2 separate regions of the Mus musculus genome follow, and region 2 is linked to region 1. Evidence: chromatin loops called from intact Hi-C (ENCODE). Cell type or tissue: left cerebral cortex. All regions are shown on one strand. Links, peaks and the distances in the headings refer to the core of each region. The heading gives the core; the rest is flanking DNA.

The links. Hi-C counts contacts between places; a loop is a spot of excess contacts. Peaks named below come from ENCODE experiments on the same cell type or tissue, not always from the same donor. Only the 100,000 strongest peaks of a DNase experiment are listed, where the experiment ranks them.
Region 2: a loop joins it to region 1, with 2.6 times the contacts of the local background. A loop is called at or near these places in 2 of 42 quality-filtered maps.

What each region holds. Positions count from the first base shown.
Region 1 is chr13:29,159,420-29,162,328 of GRCm38, forward strand. No RefSeq gene overlaps it. Among named protein-coding and RNA genes, the nearest start is that of A330102I10Rik, 140 kb to the left of the region's middle. In left cerebral cortex, for the core only: no CTCF peak of the experiment used is centred there; a DNase peak (open chromatin) is centred at 1,115.
Region 2 is chr13:28,958,329-28,961,237 of GRCm38, forward strand. It overlaps Gm46405 (a long non-coding RNA gene), which reads right to left and starts at 2,345. Exons shown (of 2, transcript XR_001780882.2): 1 at 569-2,345. Gm52067 (a long non-coding RNA gene) reads left to right here and starts at 1,925. Exons shown (of 2, transcript XR_003950714.1): 1 at 1,925-2,000. In left cerebral cortex, for the core only: a CTCF peak has its summit at 1,385; DNase peaks (open chromatin) are centred at 200, 542 and 1,379; H3K4me3 peaks cover 1,638 bases; H3K27ac peaks cover 1,716 bases.

The DNA of each region.
Region 1 (2,909 bases), core at 91-2,590:
GACAGCAAAGAGGGGAGAGAGTTCACAGAGAGTTGTGGACCAACAGGACAAGTTGAAGGGACGCAGATTTACATCCTGGGTTTGGTGGTGATGGGGGAATTCAGCTGGTGGGTCTCATTGTAATGTTTAGCTTTTCTCTTCTTTCAAGATGATGGTGAAGCATTGGATGGTTCATCATGATGGATGACACCATTAAGTTCGTCATCATAATGAGGGAAAGCCCTGTCATTTAGAAAGTTATGTGGGGGGAGGGGTGAGAGTCTTAGTTCATTCACCACAATTGCTGTAACAGAATAGGACCAACTGGGCATCTTAGAAATAAACAGAATTCTCTCTCCAAATTCTGGAGATGGAGAAGTTCAATTTCAAAGTAGTTGCAGTATCTGGTGAGGGCCACTTTCTGTCTAATAGGAGAAAACATGAGAGAATTCACTAGGGTTTCGGTATGTGTTCCTCAAGAGTGCATCTGTGGCGTGCACATTTGCATATGTATGTCCTATGTATGAGCACAGCGGCCAGAGGAGGACATAAAGTGTCCTGCTCAATCATGCTCTAACTTACAGCTTTGAGACAGTCTCCCACTGAGCCTGGAGCTAGATGAACAGCCAGCAACAAGCAGGGACCCTCCTTGGGCCACTCATGCAGCTTCTCTCAGCATTTTACTTGGGTACCGGGGATTAGAACCCGGGGCTTTGGGCTGACACAGCAAGTACCTTTCCCCACCAAGCCATTTCTCACGCTCCTCAAGGATCTCTTTCACAAGGGCACTAATCCTGCTTCTGAGAGCTCTCATCCGTGATCTAATTCCCCTCACACTGTACTCTCGAAGGTCTTTATAGAAATCAGAATTCTAGGAGGACAGAGCCATTCCTATTTGCTCTGCGGAGATATCCAGATAGGAACCGGTATCATGGAGTCCTCTGAGCAATGGTGGACATCCCTCTCTGAGCTGAATAGAGGTGCAGATACTGACGATCTGAAAGGGAGATGTTCATGTACATTCTCACTGTCTCCCACTACCAAAGGGAGAACAGACAAGGCAGGGGAAAAGCCACCACGTCTGTCTCCTATCATGTGTTCTTTGCCTGTGTCTCAGCATTTCTAATCTAAGCATCCCCTGGAGCCTGTTTCAACTCATGACTATGCTCACTTGCACTTCCCTTCCCACTCCCAGACATCCAAAATGGTTTCATAGCTTATGAGTTACTAGAGAAGACACATGGGTTGTTTAAATTCACAGTAATACCTACTGTATCTTTTGGTGGCATCTGAGATTACAGAGGAAAGAAAGAAGAATGTAGGAACAGCCAAGGCTACATGGACATTTTAAATCACTTTCAATTTATTTATTACCTTATTTTCTAGATTGGCAACTACTTCCAGGAACTGTATCTTAGTTAAGGATTGACTGCTGTGAACAGACACCATGACCAAGGCAACTCTTATAAGGACAATGTCTAATTGGGGCTGGCTTACGGGTTCAGCGGTTCAGTTCCTTATCATCAAGGCAGGAACATGGCAGCATCCAGGCAGGCACAGTGCAGGAGGAGCTGAGAGTTCTACATCTCCATCTGAAGGCTGCTAGCAGAATACTGGCTTCCAGGCAGCTAGGATGAGGGTCTTAAACCCAATCCCACAGTGACACACCTACACCAACAAGACCACACCTCCTAATAGTGCCACTCCCTGGGCCAAGCGTATACACACCATCACAGCTCAGCAAGCAAAGGTAACTGTCACACCCACAGATGACCTGAATCTGACCCCTTCAAAGGCCCTCTGAACTTCATACATACATATATAAGCAAATACTTGGAAAAAAAAAAACAAAACACCACCAACAACAATAACAAAACCCTAGAAAACTATTTCCAAGAAAATCAAGGATTTTTTTCCTTAATGAGAAGCACAATGTGGCATTCTATCATTGGGGCTTCATAAAACACATTTTGGCAATTGAGAAAACTAATTAAGCTAATTTTGTATATCAATCTCATTTCAAAACCTGAGTTCTAAAGTCACAGAAAGTCTCTATTATTCCACTTTCTCCATATAAGAATAGATTTGGACTTCAAAACATTTTGGGAATCTGGTTGTGGTGAGGCAGGAGAATTGCTGTAAGGTCAAGACCACGCTGAGCAACAGGGAGTTCCAGGCTAGACTTGGCTATGAAGTAGACCCTGTCTCAAATAGAATAAAACTAGCAGAGAGGGGGGCGGGGCTAGAGCTCAGTGGTGGCAGACAGTTCATCTAGCTTGTGTGAGGCCTTGGTTTCAGAGTGCAGCACCTCACACTGGTAAGGAAAGGGAAGCTGCTTTTCTTGTGTGTTTTTAGATGTGGGAGGGAGTATGCTACCAAACTATCAGATTAAAAAAAAAAAACAAAAAAACAAAAAAACAAAAAACAAAAAAACCCGCCATGGAAAGAGAAGCTTGACTTTAAAGGAGGTAACAGGTTAGTTAGTTCATGTAAACACAGTTTGTTAATGAAGGGACTTTGCTGAAGATACAAAACAAAACGATATCCAGGGTCATGAGTTGCAACTTCGGAGGGCAGTAGCATTTTCCCAAGTCCTTCCCTTTGCACATGGGAAACCGGCAGCAACAACACCAGCCCGTGAAAGCAATAAATAAGGTAAGGCTTAAATAAGGTAAGGCTTTCAAAGCATCTTCAGTGGTTCCATGCCAAGCTCTGAGGCTGGAAGTGGCACAAGCTGTGTTTAAAGACATGACCCTCCCCTGTGGCCCTGTGAACACAAGGGACCCCTGAGGATGGCGACTGCTCCCTAGCTCCATCCGTGACCTGTGTCCAGTCACAGGAGAGAAGGTCACCCATCCATTAAAGGTCGACAAAGAGTCGTTCTCGGCTGTCCCAGCTGCCAGCAGCTCTACCCATCTAGGGAACCACAA
Region 2 (2,909 bases), core at 173-2,672, 200 kb before region 1:
CGCCAGCTGCGCGCTCTGCTTCGGCGGCGGCAGAAACACACGGTGCATGACCACAGGAGTCCCAAAGGCCAACCCTGCTCCTGAAAAGAAATGGTTTCCGTAGCCCGGCACGCCCGCCCCGTGGAGCTCAGCAACAGGGGTCCTGCCCAAGCTCGCCTAGGACTCCCGGTGCACCGGCCTCGCCTTGCCTCTCTGTGACTCTTACTGGGAGGAGCTAAATTGCAATCGACTCCGGTGGTGCTTTTCGGAGGAAAGTCTTTCCTACTGTAAACGTGGCTCGGGCGACGCTCGCAGCGGCGTTTCACCACTGCCTTCTGAGGAGGTTTACGGTCAGGAATGGGCTGGTGACGCCCCCCGCCCCCCCCACCTATTCCAGTTCCCGGGCCTCCTTGCAAGTGGCAGCTGGAGCAGCCACTCCAGGAGGGGGGATCTCGCCCAGTCCCTCCCCCTACGCACCCCTCCCCCGATTCCAGCCTGGACCTAGCCGCTGGGGCCCAGTTCCGCCACTGACCGGAACCGACAGCCATTTGGTTCCCTGGGTGCACTCGGGTGCCCAGCAGCCCCTTACCCTCTGTGAGCCTCTCCTGGACTAAATAGCGTGCCATCTGCATCGGTCTGGGACTCACGCTTCAGCTCTCACTGTGACTGCGGGAGGGGCAGTGCACGCACAGCGGCCAGGGCTTCTTCCCAGGGGCAGAACGAAGGAACCAGATAGTTCCCCACCTCCAGGCTCTAGCCTGATCAGGAAGATTGAGGTGTTTGTGTGTCCACAGAGGACCTCGAAGGCGCCCCAAAGCCCTTGCCGAGGGCGACGGGGGGAGGGTGGATAAAGGAAAGGCTGAGCGCACTTTCCTCCTTGCAGCCCCCACCCCGCAAACGGTACTCGGAATCGGAATAGAGCATCCTCTTCCCAGCCCAGCACCCCCAAACCATCTCTCAGTGGATTCCTTGTCCTCGAGACCACAGACACGTAAAAGCAATTACAGTTTGGAGTCCCAGGAGGCAAGCAAATGATTACGATTATGGAAAAAAAAAAAGCCGCCTAGAGTTCCCCAAATATTAGGGAACGAGGAGAGCCACCTTGAAGGCTAAGAGACGGGCGGGGACCAAGGGCATCCCGCTGGAGAGTGGTCCATGTAAGCCACGAAGTGTCAGAAAAGAGAATAGGGAGGGGAGCAAGTGCGAAGGCGTGTGTGCTGCTGCAGAGGGGCGAGCAGGCGATTGGGGTGGCTGCCAAGTGATGGGAGTCAGAGGAGGGGAGGAACGTGCTCGCCACGAGCAGCTGGCCCGGTGGCGGGTTCTGCCTGGCACTAGGGTTCCTTTTTTCCCAGCCTTTCACCTTCGGCTAACCGCGCGTGCGGACAGCACCGAGACACACATTGCGCTGGGGGCGCTCGCGGGCATAGGATGGGTGGGGTGCGGCAAGGACCAAAGAGCCCTGTGCCTCACACAGCGCAGGGCGCGCTGCACACCTGGCACCGGAGACTCACCATCTGTTCAGAGCTGCCTCCTGGGCCCAGGGGTGTGGCCAGGAAAGATAAGAGTACCCGTGGCAGCGACGACTCCACACCAACTGCCACTTCAACTGCCAATCAACGTAGTGAGTGCCCTACTGTGTGTCCCCCGCTCAGCTTAAGAGCCTTCGGTTGCAGTTCTCAGGAACTGCAAGCTACCAGAAAACCTTGTATATGCTGTAAAATAAATTCATACTGAACTGCCAGCAAAGCAGCTTTTGTAAAGAGGCAAATTTGAAGGCAAGAGGAGGGAGGTGTCTGGCCGAGTAACTGGAGACTAGTAGCTTATGATTTTTTTTTTTAAAAGAAGTCCTTGAAGCACAAGACTCTGTGGGCTGTTTGTCCCACACAGCCCAAGTGAAAAATAATTTCAAATGGTTTACACACCTAAATCTCAGCACTTGGTTGAGGCAAGAGCTTGTGGAAACACAAGTTGAAGGACAGCCTGGACTTACAGAAGCAGACTGCTTTAAGTTAGTTCCATAAGTAAGTTGATTTGGCTTGTCGGGACAAATAAATGAAGGCTCATCCTTACAACACTCAAATTTAACTCAATTTCACAAACATCATCTGAAATATCACTGTGTTGTACAAATGTCGAGTCACTTGTTTTTTTAAAGACAAGTTTGAATGCAACCCAGGCTGGCTTTGAACTATCTGAGCAGTTAGAATGACTTAGAACTCTGGATTCTTTTACCTCCTGCTTCTAAGAGCTGGCATTAAAGACTTGCTTGTGCCACCATGCATTGTGTAATGTAACCTTAAATGAAAGAAAATTTGTGTGTGACATTACCTACTATATATGTATTTTAAAAATCGACATCATTCCCAATGTACCATGTGTTAAAATCTATATAGTGTATAATACAAACCATACAATTTAAATATGCACGGTGCTAGGCTTGATGGCTCATGCATATAGTCCTAGCATCTGGGAGGTTGAAGTATGGCAAGCACTGAGTTGGAGGCCAGCCTGGGCTATATAATGAGTTCAAGGCCAGCCTAAGTTATCTAGCTTAGATCCTATCTCGAAACAAAAAGTCCAGCCAACCAACCACACAGACCATCAAGGCAACTGGGCCATCAGTTGAGTGGGTAAAATCATTTGCTACAACAAGGTTAATGACTTGAGTTTACTCCCCAGGACCTACATAAGAGAGCTAGATGTAGGTACCTGTCATCTCAGCACTCGAAAGTTAGACAGGAGGCAGGGACAGGCAACTCCTGAAAGGCTGTGAGCTGGTGGCAGAGACTCCTAGTGGCTGTGAGCTGGTGGTAGAGACAGGAGACTCCTGAGTGGTTGTGAGCTATCTAACCTGTGATAGTAAGCACAGCAGGAAAACTAACAGAGACCCTTTGTGAGAGCTGTCTCCCTAATGTTTTCTTCTGACTGTC